Regions from separate parts of the Mus musculus genome. Here region 1 is linked to region 2. A link is a loop called in an ENCODE intact Hi-C map of the cell type or tissue named here. Cell type or tissue: left cerebral cortex. All regions are shown on one strand.

Region 1 (8,000 bases), 230 kb after region 2:
ATTGTGCAAGACAACTGCACTAGTATCAACCCTTTACAACTTTTGTTGGTATCTAAAACGATCACAAATGGTATCTAATGTTTGAATTTGAATTTTTATTTTTTAGTTGTGATTGTTTTTTAGTTGTTTTGGGGTTTTGTTTGTTTGTTTGCTTGTTTTTTGTAATTCTCAAAACTACTGCTAGAGTCTTTGCGTAGCTCTCAGATTGTACTTTTTTTTTATTGGTACTATTGTATAAAATCTACTTGTATAGTAAGAAAGCTTATTTTTTTTAAAACATGTTTCGTGGTTTATCGTGTGTGGTCTTGTTTAGGAGTAAAAATGCTGGGTGTCCATGTGTTCCAGCTTGGTGGGTGTTGTTAAACAGTTTCCAAAGCAGTTTTCCATCATACTCCTCAGTACTCTGTGAGTGCTCCCTCCAAATCCCTGTGCACCTCTGAAATACCTTGTAGGTGTGTAGTGGCCTCGCTGTGTAACTGTAAGTGTAATGACGAGTCATGGTGTTGCACATTTAAACACGCTTTGGTGAAGTGCTTGTTATGTCCTCTGTCTGTTTTTCTTTGGTTGTCTATTTTTATGCACTTGTAAGTGCTCTTTGCATGTTCTGGACACTGTTATTTTATTAGCTGTTTGTGGCGTGTGTGTTCTCCATGCCTTTAACACTTAATAAGAAAGTCTCTTGACTTGCATTCTGTTATTTAGCCATCTTTTATTTTATGATTAGCATTTGTGATGGTCTGTTTAGGAAACCAACTTGTTGAGATCTTCCCCTCCTTTGTCTCCTACAAGCTTCTTTACATTTAGATAGATGAAGTTCCTGTAACTGATTATTATTGTGTGTTTCTATGTTCACATGACATGGTGTATGCATGATTTCAGAGGACAACTTTAAGGAGGGAGTTTCCTTCTTCCATGAAGAATGTTTTTCTTCAAGATTATCATATAAGCTTTTTGTGTTTGCATGTACATTTTATTTCCAATTAAAAACAAACTAAAGGCAGTGAGGAGCCATTTAAGTCAGCGATAGCTGATTGATTTGATTATCTTAGATGATCAAAGTTTACCTAAGACTTTTATAACAACTGTTTCAGCTCAAGTGTAGAAAATCTTTTCTTAGGATTAAGGAATGTCCTCATTGCTATCTTAGCATTCACTGTATATCTTCTTGTAGACTAATGGCTTTAAGTTTTAAGCTAATGTTTATAGAACATACTTGCTAAGTTTTTCACAGAGAACCTGCAAGAGTATAAAAACATACATTAAAATACATTTTTGTTTTTGTTTTTTAGGACATCTGTGACAACAGTCTTCTCTTGAACTTTTTAAGATTCTCTGAAGAATGGATCTTTTTTACATCATGACTTAATCTGAATGCAAGAACAAGAAATAAGTTTTATTTTTAAGTATAATGAAGGGCTGTGTATGAACATTGACTCTGACTCAATTCTGATGAGCATTTTAGACATGAGTTTACATCAGCAAATGGGCTCAGATAGAGATCTTCAGTCTTCTACTTCCTCCGTGAGCTTGCCTTCTGTCAAAAAGGCACCCAAACAGAGAAGGATTTCAATAGGCTCTCTCTTTCGGAGGAAGAAGGACAGCAAACGAAAATCAAGGGAGCTCAATGGTGGAGTGGATGGAATTGCAAGTATTGAGAGTATACATTCTGAAATGTGTGCTGATAAGAACTCCATTTTCTCTACAAATACCTCTTCTGACAATGGATTGACTTCCATCAGCAAACAAATTGGAGACTTTATAGAATGTCCTTTGTGCCTTTTACGGCATTCTAAAGACAGATTTCCTGATATAATGACATGCCACCATAGATCTTGTGTGGATTGCTTACGACAATACCTAAGGATAGAAATCTCTGAAAGTAGAGTTAATATCAGTTGTCCAGAATGCACTGAACGGTTTAATCCTCATGACATTCGCTTGATATTAAGTGATGATGTCTTAATGGAAAAATATGAAGAATTTATGCTTCGACGGTGGCTTGTTGCAGATCCTGACTGTAGGTGGTGTCCGGCTCCAGACTGTGGGTGAGAACATATCTTTTGGCTTACTTTAATTTGTTTTTCTCTGGGGATAAAATAAGAATTTTCTTGTAGTCTATAGAATAGTCTTAAAATACCAAATAACCTATCCACTCAAACATTTTGGGTATATACCATATTAACTATTAAAAGTCAGAAATTCTAATCTGTTTTTATATTGTCTCTGTTAAATTCTCACTTGCATTTTGTGAAGACAGCTACTAAGATGGTAGTGATCAAGATTAAGCAATAAGCAAATTGGATTTCCCCATCCATGGGCAGTTTTTATTGGGGGATTATAGAATGTTTGTGTTAGGGTTATTTGTTGTCATAAATAAATGACCCTTTTGAAAGGCATTTTATACCACAGACCTGTGTATTCATGTCCATATGGGAACATTTTCAAGTCTCAAGATTTGCTACACACAGGAGTTAAATAACTCATTTGCCCCAAGTTCTAAATGACATGTCATTTGCTCAGCATTTAGAATAAACTAATTTTGCATATGTATTTGGTTCATACATTTATTATCTTCAGTTGTCAGAACTAAGAGAAACCAGTTGTATGCCCTTAATATAACAGCAATGATGGGAAAGCGATAGCTCAATTGACAAAATTACAGATATGCAAACAAACATGGGGATCTGAGTCTGTGTCCCAGAATCCATGTAAAAAAGCTAGGCATGGTGGGCATACCTGCAACCTCATCACTAGGGGGCAGGCAGAAACAGGTGGATACTCGAAGCTCTTCAGCCAGCCAGTCTAGCTAAATTAAGTGGAGAGTTATTGAACGAAGACAGCTAGTATCAGCCCCTGACTTCACATGCATGTGCCTCCATGTTCTGTGTGTGTGTGTGTGTGTGTGTGTGTGTGTGTGTGTGCATATCCTTCACTTACTACATACAAACACATACAAGACTGCTAAATATTAAAAGCCATGAATAGTAAAATTTAACATACCATTAGTACACCATACATTATATAAATAGAGTATGAAAACCCTGAATTTCTATATTATTTCATTATAGGGAAAGCTATGATGCGAATTTATCAAATTATAGTTTCAGAATTCATTGCCAGAATCAAACTAATTTTCAAGAACTTCTTAAGTACAATGTTCAGCTTTGCCTGAAAGGACCCTGATATAGCTGTTTCTTGTGAGACTATGCCGGGGCCTAGCAAGCACAGAAGTGGATGCTCACAGTCAGCTATTGGATGGATCACAGGGCCCCCAATGGAGGAGCTAGAGAAAGTAACCAAGGAGCTAAAGGGATCTGCAATCCTATAGGTGGAACAACAATATGAACTAACCAGTACCCCCCGGAGCTCGTGTTTCTAGCTGCATATGTAGCAGAAGATGGCCTAATCGGCCATCAGTGGAAAGAGAGGCCCATTGGTCATGCAAACTTTATAGGCCTCAGTATAGGGGAACGCCAGGGCCAAGAAGTGGGAGTGGGTGGGTAGGGGAGTGGGGTGGGAGGGTGTGGAGGACTTTTGGGATAGCACTGGAAATGTAAATGAAGAAAATACCTAATAAAAAAAATTTTTAAAAGAACTTGTTGAATAAATTTTCAGATTGTCTATAGTTTTAAATGAAAAAAGTTATGTATTTTCTGTGGGAAAAATCCTTGAACACACAATTGTCTACCAATGATTACTGTGTGATATAAAGCATTAAAAAACTTACTTAATAGTTCATGATTCATTAATTGTATAAAACTCAGGTACAATCTACTATCAGATTTGAATTATGTTTTCTGATACTAAGTGTCTGTTACAACAAAAACATTAAAGGTACTCTATAAGGGGTTAAGGGTGCGTTCAGCAGGTAAAATGCCTGCCTAGTGTGTGTGAGGTGCTGACCTCCAGCACCGTATGAGCTGGGTGCGTTGGTGCATGCCTATAATTTAGCACTTAGGAAGTGGAAGCAGACAGTCAGAAATTTAAGGTCACCTTCAGCTACACAGTAGATTCAAAGCCAGCCAGGGTTGTATAAGGAGCTGAAGGGGTCTGCAACCCTATAGGTGGAACAACAGTATGAACTAACCAGTACCCTCAGAGCTCGTGTCTCTAGCTGCATATGTAGCAGAAGATGGCCTAGTCGGCCATCACTGGGAAGAGAGGCCTCTTAGTATTGCAAACTTGATATGCCTCAGTACAGGGGAACACCAGGGCCAGGATCTCTTGCTCAAGTTATCTGAAAGTTACAGAAAATTATTGCTATTTTTCTAGACATAGAGTATAACTCATCATAGATCCCAGAGTTTGCTTCCACCACTATACCTGGATCCTGTTTAAACAAACAGCTTAGATGTGATGGTATCACTCTTGAGCCTGTAGACCAACTTGCACAATATTTTCACTGGTACAGTGATTTGCAAATCATTCTCCTGAAGTTAGATTTTGAGATGGACAAACATTTTACCTAAAGGAACCTTTCTAAGGATCATTACATCTAATGCTACTGTAAAACACAGAGAAATGAGTCTTGTATATATCATGGAGAAGAAGAATGTGGTTTTTTTAGTATTCTTCATGGAACCCCAGAATACAAGTTATTTAATGAAATGTCAGAAACTGGCCAGCATAAACTGGGACGGTTAAATCTAAGGGACCCACAACAAAATCAGAGAAGATTAGCGATAGTTATAAAAGAAAAAAATAACAAGAAAACATACATGGATTATTTACTCACTTGCCACATTATGTATTAAAATTGAATAAATATTTTAGAGTTGAAAATAAAATGTAGATTCTTTCCACCATACCTGAAACTACAGTGAATTAGCTTCTTTTTTTTTTTTTAAATTTAAGTATTATATTTATGTGTATGGGTGTTTTGCTGCATGTAAATCTGTGTACCACTTGTATGTAATGCCATGTATGTAATGCCTATGGAGTCCAGAAGAGGGCATCAAATCTCCTGTGCCTGGAGTTACAGACCATTGTGAACTACTTTATGGATGTGGGTGCTGAAAATGTAACCTAGTTCCTCTGTAAGAACAGCAAGTGCTCTTAACTGCTGAGTCATCTCTCCAGCCCTTCATTGGTTATCTTAAAATGCAGGGAAATGAAATTCTAAATTCCCCCTTTTATTTAAATTGCCATTAATTTGTACTATTTCAACAAATTCTCCCAGAAGTACAATAGAATTTAAGGTGAAAACTTTGACTATGAAGAATGGGATGCTTAAGCAGTAAATCAAAAAGGGTGGAATGTCCTGCTTCTTCAAGTCTCGTAGTTATGCAGATAGTCTTGAAATTTGATACAATCTTAGTTATGATTATTACTTAAAATTTGTTGCCAGTAACAAGAAGAACATCAAAACTCCCCTAACTTTCCATAAAGTGTTGGTATTTTAAAAACAAACAAACAAAAACTTAATCGATAGGCTTGTTTGATGTTGCTTTCAATAAGAACTAGAAAGCTCTAAGTTTTGACAACTCATTTGTATATGCTCATGTATATGCACTTACAGGAATAGAACTGCTCCCGTGTATCAGTTTGTTCCTCTCCCCCATTACCATTTTACAGAGCTGTATCACAGTATGGTCATCGCTTCTGCCATAGAAGGATTGGGGCATAGATTCAGTGCATTATTTACTTATCTGTTGCTATGATAACTTGCTGTGCCTAAGGATGAGCCCATCACCATCATAGTGGGGGAGCAAGGGCAGCCGCAGTCATGGTGGAAGGAACTGCTGAAAGCCAGCATCTCACGTGGGAGCAGTGAGGAGCAGAGAGCAAAGGGGAACTGGCACGTGGCTTCCGAAACCTTAAAGCACACCTCCGGCGACATGCTTCCTCCAGCTCAGCACTCAAGTGCTGTATGGGGTGGGGGAGGGTGAACCATTCAGGTCACTACACACAGTCTCCGTCTTACCCAGACTCCCTTCTTATGTGTACTAGCTAACTGATGCGGGCTGGGTTTACATAGAATTTTGTGTCAGGTGTAGATTTGTGTGCCTACCATCACAGTCAAGGATATCACAATCTTTTACGCTGCTAGTTACAGCCAGCTGTAACACTACCCCTAACTGAAGAAGCTGAGGCAGGAGCACACGGTCATGGTCTGCCTGGCTGATAGCAAGTTCAGATGTAGTAATTTAGTAAGACCCTGTCTCAAATTTAAGACAAAACAAAGCAATCAAGTAAAAAGCCCAATTTTTTAAAAAAGGTAATAATCCCTCATGTCATTCTAAGTGTCTACTCCCTCCCGCTCTCTCCCTTGAGCCCTGGCAGTCATTAATCCACTTTCCATTTCTAAAGCCTGTCATTTCAATTGTTACACATACAGAGGCATGTAGTTTGTAACTTTCTAAAACTGACTTTTTTTTTTTTTAACTTGAAGTAATCTCCCAGAGATTACATCTTGTTACTTCTGTCAGTCATTTGTTTTGATGCTTGTGTAGGAGCTGTGCATGACAGCCTAGTCATTTGCTGGTTGATGGACATTTGGGTCCTTTTTTCAGTTGGGGCTATTATGAATATATCTGCTATGAAAGTTGATGTGAAGATAATTTAATTTCTCTGGGACAAATGTCTTAACAGTACCCAAATTCAAGTTTAAAATTTTAAATATTAAAAATACTTACTGAGAGAATAGACATTAAGGCCAGTCGTAAATGTACTCGCCATCTTCTTCAACTCCACCCCAAGTCTATTTCACTTCCAGTAGAAGTCCATGAGATTATTATGTGACATTGTTATTGTTTAGTTTGTTTGAGACAGGGTCTTCTCATATAGTCCTGGCTTTGAACTCACAAAGATCTGCCAGCCTCTGCCTCTGAGTGCTGGAATTCATGCACCCCACCCACACCTGGCTAAAATTCAAAAGTAAAGAATTTAGAAATTTTAAAAGTCATTTATATCCTTTGATTTATAACTGTCCTTTTTCTTATTTCGTGTTGGTTAGACTGTAGCTGTTTATGATGTGTATTAATGCAGATATGAAAAGTGCTCTCTGAGTGTTTTAAGTGGATTCTTTTTTTCAATTTTTACTAAGTTGCTTTTGTTTTGTGATGCGTTTTAAATCATTTTCCTTTTTTTTTTTCAAGATACGCTGTGATAGCATTTGGATGTGCCAGCTGTCCAAAACTAACTTGTGGGCGAGAAGGCTGTGGAACAGAGTTTTGCTACCACTGTAAACAGATCTGGCATCCAAACCAGACCTGTGATGCTGCTCGACAGGAAAGAGCCCAAAGTTTACGCTTAAGAACTATACGTTCTTCATCTATTAGTTACAGCCAGGAATCTGGAGCAGCAGGTATTATGTCTGTATTTATATACTCGGGGTGGGGTGGGGTGGGGCGTGAGGGGGCAAATGAGTGGAGATCAGAGGATAATGTGGGTGTAGGTCCTCACCTTTTGCTTGCCTTAAACAGGGTGCCTTATTTTTTTTCTGTTGTGTATGTCAGTAGAGCTACCCTGGACTTCCCCTGTCCCTGCCTTCCATTTCACCATAGAAGCACTGGGATTGCAGACGTGTGTGTACTTCTGTGCTTGTTTGCCCGTCTGTGTGTGATTTCCGGGGATTCAAACTTTGATCTTCATAAATATGAAGAAAGTACTTTCCTTACTGAGCCCTCTGCCTAGTCCCTATCTGATTTTAAAAATAATAAGTTATTTGACACATAGAGATTGCTTGGTGATTGGGGGGGGTGGGGAAAGAAAGGGGTTTATTCAACTTATACTTCCACATTGCTGTTCATTACCAACAGAAGTTTGGACAGGAACCTAGAGGAAGGAGCTGATGCAGAGGCCATGGAGGGATGCTGCTTATTGGCTTGTTCCTTATGACCTTCTCAGCCTACTTTCTTATAGATGCCAAGACTACCAGCCAAAGGATTGCCCCACCCTCAGTGAGCTGGGCCTACCCCATTGATCACTAATTGAGAAAATGCCTTAGAGCTGGATCTCATGGAGGCATTTCCTCACCTGAGGCTTTTTTCTCTGTAATG
Region 2 (8,000 bases):
AGACCATATGTCTGTTTACATATTAAAAGTAACATCCCTGGCTGTACTAAGTGTATTCTACAGTTGTCAGCATTCCTTCAGAATTTATAAATAATCATTAAAATCTTTCATCTAATTTACCACTTTAGTAAACCTCAAGAAGAGTGATATCTGCAGTAAGGAGAAGGAGAGAATTAGAGCAGAAGCCTGTGGTATTGGAGTAGGAAGTCAGTAACCGGGGATCAGAGGGTGTTCTGAGTAAGACCAGCAGGGACGGTGCCAGCAGCGGCCTTGAAGCTGGCTGGAGCCTTGGCAGCAGGTGTGCCAGAGATTTCTCCCTGTTTGGTCCCTAGAGGGGGCTCAGGCAGAGACTGAAGGATATAGAAGAAATATCCATAAAGTGAGGGGGGGGCCTTTAGATGGTCAGATATCCCTGTGCATTACAACCAGGAGTGGCAGCTATGAGGGTGGTGAGGCCTCCCGGGTGTATCTGTTTCTGAAGTGGTGGTAACACCTATAATCACCTGATAAACCATAGCTACAAACCAAGATCAGCTCAGTCCAGGTAGAAGAAAGGATGAGTATTGCTGGAGAGACAGGCTGAAGGCCAAAGTCATATTTTCAAGCTGTCTTGAACCTGAAGCATGGCTTTAATTTGTCGCTGTTTCTTCTTATGCCTCTGTAGCTTAAGATACAAAACATTTCTGATTCATTTCACTTTCCAGAATCCAAAACCTGTGCCTTCTGGGGTATAATTTGTCCCATGAGCTCAACAGTAAGAAACTTGTTATAGCATCTGGAGCCCGTGAGGTCATCGTCTTCTAAAAGCCTCTTCAAGAACAATTCTCATGTCACCGTGACCTTTCTGAACAGTGTGGTCCTCTTGAGTGCCAGAACAGCGCTCAGAGTAGCAGCTATTCAAACTTTAAAGAAAGAATTGTTAAGAGTTAGTTTGTCACGTCTCTAGTGACAGGTCATACGGAACATTTTGAAAAGTGAGAACATTTACCATTATCGCCAGTCTCCTTAGTATTAGTCATAGTGTGAATGACAAAATGTGGTTTTAAGAGATAGTGAATAAGAACTGGAAGAGAACTCAGGCATGTATGTAAAATAGCAAGGAGCTTTAACTCCTGGGGTCTGAGTCTCCACTGGATGATCCGCCCAGGCAGGAGATATTATTCACAGTTGAGGCTGGCGGGTCTGAGTGTGGCTGTGTAGGGAGTGCTCTGCGTTCAGGGAGCTCGTTCTCCCTGTGCTGCCACACTGACCTTTGAGCTTCTGAACAGTCTGTACAGATAGCCGGAGTGGAGGCTGCAGAGACGGCTCCGTGGCTAAGAGAGTAGTGTGCTCTTCCAGCGGACCCACTTATGTGCGGTGACTCAAAGCCTCCTGAAACTCCACTTCCAGGGGAGCCTGCGCCTCTGACCTCTCTACACATGCACAGCGCTACCCCCACCACATATCCATAATTCCTGGGTGCTGACGTGGGACCTGCCAGACTCAGTCCGTGTCTCTGAAAGACTCCCCAGAGCTCTGAGAGACTGCACCCGCCTGCCTGTGTGACACCTTGCTGGGAGAGGCTGTGCGCAGGCTGGCTTAGTGGAATGGAGACTTGCTTTGATTTGTTCCTCTTCTACTTGAAAGTATTCTGTTGGAGGAACTCCAGGACTTGCTGGATCTGCTCTGCCTCAGTTACAGGCATTCCCCGCTTTCCACCCCACCACAGTTTCCTACGTGACAGAATGATTCAGCTACAACCTGATGCCTGCCTGGGATCCCTTACGTAGTCTTAGCCCATTATCTGGGCTTGGCATTGTGAGAAGGAGAAAACTCCTCATTTTCTTATTACATCCTGGTCCTTGAACTCATCCTACCTCACTAGGTCTCAAAAGATGACCCCTACACATCATCGCCAAGAGAGGAGCGAGCCAGAGCTCCCTGTAACGATGAGATACTTCCCGGCCATCAGAGAGGTTTCAGCTTTAGACATCCAACAGCTGTGTGCCAGGGCCTTCTCCCAATTCAGGGTCATTTAGCAACAATGCTGTTTTAACAGCTGTTGGGAAGGAAAGCTGGCCGCTTGCAGTTATGTGTTAGGTCCAACCGAGGCCTCCGGGGTAGCATACCAACTTTGTAAGAGTGGCTGGGTTTTAAGGGTCTATAAAGGTCACTTGGTGTAATACTATGATGTGTGTAGCCTCATGGCAGTCAGACAGCCCAGAGATGTCTACTAGACCGTCTTCGCGGCTGTGTGAAGGAAGAAGTCGCTCCCCGTGTTGTTCAGATAGAGGCTTTGCCTGAAGGATGCAGCACCTGCCAGCCACTGCATAATTCTATTTTCACGTACAAGGCAAGGCTGTCTCTAAAACTAAACCACGCTGATGCCTCACAAGGTGTCACTGTTGGATATGAGAAATGCTGTTAAATCAGCCGTTGTCTATCAGCGAGGGGCAGAACATAGAAGGCTCCACCTCCCAGGCCTTTAATGTCCAGGCAGTTCAGTATAGATCATAAACTGAAAAGGACCCCATGTAGTGAGAGTTTCAGACACTGCAGACTTACATAGCAAAGAATCTAGAAAACAAAAGTATTAACCTATCTAAACTAGCAATGATTACTTTTATGGAGATTTATTTAGATTGATTTAAATCTATTATCTTTTCTAAAAAAGTTGAGTTGTGACTAAACTCTAGTCAATAAAGCAATAAATAATCTAAATATTGCCAGAATACAGCAGACGCCCCTGTCTTAGTGATTTTAGTTTCTTGTTATCTCAGACAGTGAGAAATGCTTAGGCACAGCAAGGCCAGGAATTCAGTCACGTCCTGTCCACTAGAGGACATTGTCAAAGACTTTGTTATTGTTGTTCCACAAAACCTTACTTGTATTCAGTGACGACAGGATTGCTTTCAGAACGCTGTGCCGGCTGCTTCCTGTGGAGCAGTGACCCTGCAGAGCTGGATTGTTCTTGGGATGAGGGAGTCCATTTGGAATGTGAACACGTGTGTCTATCCCCTGGCCTGAGGTCTGTGGTGTGTGTCCACTTGGGTTATGAGCAGTCGCCGCTCCCTGGGAGATCTAGGAGTGCGCACGGGCATGGGTGGTTGCTTTCTAACTGGAAGCCACTGGACTCCTTTACAGGGATAAGAACAACCAAGAGCACGGAGACTCCAGGTTGGGCTCCCTCTCCCACACACTACTTCCCTCTGCTGCTTTCTGTGATGTTAGGCAGCGTATGCACTGAGATCTCACAGTCCTCCCCGCAGCCCTCCCCTCGGCCCTCCCCAAAGTCCTCCCCACAGCCCTCCCTGCCTTGTGCACTGAGATCTCATGGCCCCCTTCCCCAACATGCCAGTTTTGTATACATTTTGCTCCGGCATCTTAGCTTTAATACCTGCTTCTAATTGCTCCTCCATAGGTGTGATGTCACCAGTGCATTTGAACCAGGATTGTCGCACTTATTCATGCTTTCCCAGTGACTTTCAAAATGAAAATCAAATCCATACTGTATGAACTTGATTCTTGATTCTGGATAGGGAAAGAAATGTAAGGCTTCCAGCACAGCCCAGACGAAAGCACGTCACTTCCCATTAGTTTCCGGCCATGAAGAATTTGATCCTAGAACTTGTGTACTTTGATCCAAGACTGTGAATCTAGAATTTGGGATGTAAATGGAAAATCATGTTCCATAGAACTTACCATCAAGTCGGCAGCTCTCAAGCTTCTACCCAAACCTCCTTGCTTGTTGTTTAGGTTTCGGTCACAGCTGAGGCCTGAAGGACAGCTAGGGTAGGGTGAGTGATGGCATCAGTGCTGCACGCAGGGCAAGAGTTCTGAGACTGCACCACCCCTCACACCTGACCGCATACTTCTATGGCAGTGCCCACAAGTCTGCCTGTGTGCCTGTCTGTGGGCAGGCCTCATGCACACTGCCCTTACAAACCAGGGCCTCCGTGACAGCCAGTGTGCTTTCTGGGGCTTGGCTGCCCCCATTGTAGGCTACTCCAGATGTTGTGTTTTTACTCTGCCAGTTCTTGGAAGGTTTTTCTCCCCACTAGATGTCACCCCATTGCTAGAAGCTACTCTGTTACCCAGGGATGGACATGCCTTTCAAGTTTGCTTCCCGCACAGCAGGGTACTGTAGTGCCTGGGACTGTAATAACTGCAGCCTGAGGACTAAGTCACACAGCTGAGAAGGATCCAAACTGGTTTCACTCCCAGGCAGCGCAGCACCACACACATCTGGATTGGGTGGCCAAACTTTGTCAGCTCCCAGCAACAAGAAAACTGGCTCTACAGTCCTAAGAGTTGCTCCTCGCATGGGTCAGACTTCAGATCTCTCCCTCCTGCTTCTCTTGGATTTGGACTTTAAGTACAACCAGCTCAAATGACGGATTTCAGGCACAGTGAATGTTTAGTGATTGATGCTGCGCTTCTGTGACCCAGGCTGCTGCCCAGCACCCTGCTTCAACAGTTCTTCATAGGAATTGAGCCGGGTACACTGCTGCACCAAATGGGCCCAAGGGAAGTCTGAGGGTGGGTGACAAGCGATTTAAGAACAAGGCCTGGCAAGTGCAGGGGCTGCTGCAGAGACAAGAGCCAGACCGTTTGTCTGGCAGAGCTATATGCTCCGGGTCTTTGCGAACCTTTCCCCCACTTATGAACAGCATTTTCTTTCTAAGAGTTATTTGTGGAGCTAGGGTAGCTCAGTGGTTGACCTTGCTTTTGCAAAGCCCTGGGCTCCAATTTCATGACCCTGCAAAAATCAATCAGCTAAAGTTAGAGGTTAGCTTCCACTTACTCTGTGGCCAATATGCATTGAGAATCCAGAGGCTGAGGGTGACTTCCAGAGCCCGGCTTCTCCCTGAAGATGACACATGGAGGACTCTTTCCTGCCTGCACTTTGTCAGTAGTCACAGCTCCATGTCACAGTCACGCCCCTGTACTCTCCTTCTCACTCCCGAGTTGAGTGCCTGGCCGTCACTTGGGTGGCCTGGCCAGTGGCTGCTTCACCTCAGGTGTTCTGGGGAATGTGCACAGGCCCCCTGGCCGTGTGTGTCACGGAACAGTGCGCTCTTTATCACACTGCACCTTGTTATAGGTGACATTCCTTGATTGCTTGTCTCTAGTCTTTTCTGTATAACCCTGCACATTTCTGCCAGGTCTCTGTCTGAAAGACCAGGAAGACCACCCATCTCCTTGGCCTGAAGTCTAAAGGGACTCTTCCAGAAATTCATGGAGAGTGAAACTTAGCTTGAAGTTGTTAGGGTTACATAACATTCAGTAAAAACCCCAAGTATATGCCTGCTCCATTGGGCCCAGCACTGGAGGGACAGAAGGAACAGGTCCTCAGTGTGTACGGGCTGATGCCTGCCTCAGAGCCAAGAGGAGGTAGACACAGTGCTCTGGAGCCAGGCAGCCTGGGCTGCAGAGCCGAATAGAGAGGCTGAGAACCTGCCAGGCTCGGTGCCTCTGGGCTCTGCACTCCCGGACCCTCGGGAAGGGGCTTAGATACAGTCAGTTGGCCTAGTACCCAGTTCCATTAGTGTTCCAGGCAGATTTCACCTGAGAAACTGTGCAAGCTGAGCCTGTGAATTAGAGCCTTCTCCACAGGGGCTGGCAAGATGGCGCAGAAGATAAAGCTGCTTGCAGCCCAGTTGGATGGCCTGAGTTTGATGCCTGGGACCCACATGGTAGAAGGAGAGAACCAATTTCCACAAGCTGTTCTCTGGCCCTCTCACATGTACAGTGGCATGCACACATGGTGTGCACAGACATACACATGATAGAAAAATAAATGAATTGTTTTTAAAGAGCCTTCTCTGTAAACACCCGGTCTCTGCGTTGCTGTCTCTCTTCAGAGTTCCTTTTGAGAGACTTGACTTTCTTCTCAGCTGAAGTGAAGGGCAGGAGAGAGCTGGTGAAGCAGGGTGGGCTGTGGCTAAGGCAGCACACCGTGGCTAAGGCAGCACAGGGCTAGCTTTTCAGTGCGAGCTCTCTGGAACACTAATGGGACTTGGTACTAGAGCTGCCTACTATGTGCCTAGCCTCCAGGGAATTCAGATCACAGAACCCAGGTGGAGTGGGGGCTTTGGTGCTGTGAATTGTACCCTGGGCACAGCTGCTGCCTTGGCCTGTGTCTGTCTTCCTCATCTCAGTTCTTAGACACTGGGAGTTTCGAAAAACCGAGTACTGAGGTGACCATAAGACAGCAGAAGAGGTTAATTCTGTAGAAGTCTGTTGATTTAATGACATTTAAAAATCAGTGTGTTGGTTCCTTTAACTTTTAAAACGAAGTCTTAAGTCCTGCACCTCAGATAGAGTGTTCTGCAGGGTAGATTGCGTTGGCTCGTGGGCTTTCCCCACGGGTACTTTTGTTAGCTCTATAGAGCATCTCTCGTAAGAAGGAAGAGTCTGAAGAAGAATTTCCACGCAGTAAGAGTGCCAGCTGTAATGTGCACACGTAGCGATGGCTCGTTCTACAGCTCAAAGTTCACACGAGTTCCCTTTTAAGGTCATGACTTAAAATCTAATTGTATTTTAGCTTTAAAAATATTTCAGCCCTTTATTGTGATAAAAATGAAGAGTTTTACAGTAATTTAATTGCCACTTTGATCCTGCAGATATGAAGAAAAGGAATTCTTTTAGCGGAAAATAAGACACAGTAGATACTTTTGTGATTGTTGTTTGTTTGGTAAGGAAATGTATTCCAAGCGTGAGATAAGAATGGTGATAGAGTTCCTCTGCCTGCCTGCCTGCCACAGGCCTCACCAGCTGTCCCTCGCCTCCTTCCACTGCAGGAGTGGCCGTCCACCACAGACGATGTCCTACGTTTTTGTGAATGATTCTTCACAGACTAACGTGCCCTTGCTCCAAGCTTGCATCGATGGGGACTTCACCTATTCCAAGAGGCTTTTGGAAAGTGGCTTTGATCCAAATATCCGAGACAGCAGAGGCAGAACGGGCCTTCACCTCGCCGCGGCCCGAGGGAATGTGGACATCTGCCAGCTGCTGCATAAGTTTGGAGCTGATCCACTGGCCACAGATTACCAGGGGAACACGGCCCTCCACCTGTGTGGCCATGTGGACACCATTCAGTTCTTAGTTTCCAACGGACTCAAAATTGATATTTGGTGAGTTCTCTGTTCCCATTAGATAGATGTGCAGGCCATGGGCTGACCACCACCTGATCCATTGTAATGACAAGTTCTGGAAGGTACGGAAGCCTGTGCACTCAGTAGGGCAGTGTGGGAGCCCTAGAGCTCCATGTGCAAGTGCATGTGTGTGTGTACGTGCAAGTGTGCCCGTGCACCCGTGTGTGTGTGTGTGTGTGTGTGTGTGTGTGTGTGTGTGGTGTGCCTGTGTGTGTGCCTGTGTGTGTTTGTGGTGTGTGCATATGTGTGTGTGCCTGTGTTTGTGTATAGTGTGTGCATGTGTGTGTGTGCTTCTGTGTGTGTGTGTGCATGTGTGTGAAACAGTAGCTGGTTTCTGTTAATTATGAACATATAACTCAACAACAGAAGGAAGAGGACGGTTTTATCAGCTTGTTCTAAGGTCACAGTAGTGCTCCCTGTAGTGGCTTCATTTGAATTATTTTTTAGATTTTTCCCATGTAGGTATCTGTCTGTTGTATGCAGGTATCTGTCTGTTGTATGCAGGTATCTGTCTGTCTGTTGTATGCAGGTATCTGTCTGTTATATGCAGGTATGTCTGTTGTATGCAGGTATCTATTGTATGCAGGTATTTGTTTGTCTGTTGTATGCAGGAATCTGTCTGTTGTATGCAGGTATCTATTGTATGCAGGTATTTGTTTGTCTGTTGTATGCAGGTATCTGTCTGTTGTATGCAGGTATCTGTCTGTTGAGCATTATTCCTCAGCCCTCCCTTTTCTCATGTTACACACGAGACAGGCATGTCAAGAAGTCATCTAGCTTAGAGAGACTGGAGTCCTATGTCTCCTGTCAGGCATGCTGGCCCATCATAGCTGTGGGCCTGAGTCCTCTTCAGGTGGAGGACAC

Evidence for each region. Hi-C counts contacts between places; a loop is a spot of excess contacts. Peaks named below come from ENCODE experiments on the same cell type or tissue, not always from the same donor. Only the 100,000 strongest peaks of a DNase experiment are listed, where the experiment ranks them.
Region 1: a loop joins it to region 2, with 3 times the contacts of the local background. A loop is called at or near these places in 8 of 42 quality-filtered maps.

The regions. Positions count from the first base shown.
Region 1 is chr15:36,259,321-36,267,320 of GRCm38, reverse strand. Rnf19a (ring finger protein 19A) reads left to right here. Exons shown (of 10, transcript NM_013923.2): 2 at 1,290-2,045; 3 at 7,098-7,306. The coding sequence starts at 1,372. Among named protein-coding and RNA genes, the nearest start is that of Rnf19a, 20 kb to the left of the region's middle. In left cerebral cortex, CTCF peaks have their summits at 2,736 (motif pointing right) and 4,944 (motif pointing right); a DNase peak (open chromatin) is centred at 4,972.
Region 2 is chr15:36,484,910-36,492,909 of GRCm38, reverse strand. It overlaps Ankrd46 (ankyrin repeat domain 46), which reads left to right. Exons shown (of 5, transcript NM_175134.4): 3 at 6,783-7,115. The coding sequence starts at 6,805. Among named protein-coding and RNA genes, the nearest start is that of Ankrd46, 7.9 kb to the left of the region's middle. In left cerebral cortex, CTCF peaks have their summits at 2,810 (motif pointing right) and 4,040 (motif pointing right); DNase peaks (open chromatin) are centred at 1,603, 2,963 and 4,040; H3K27ac peaks cover 1,185 bases.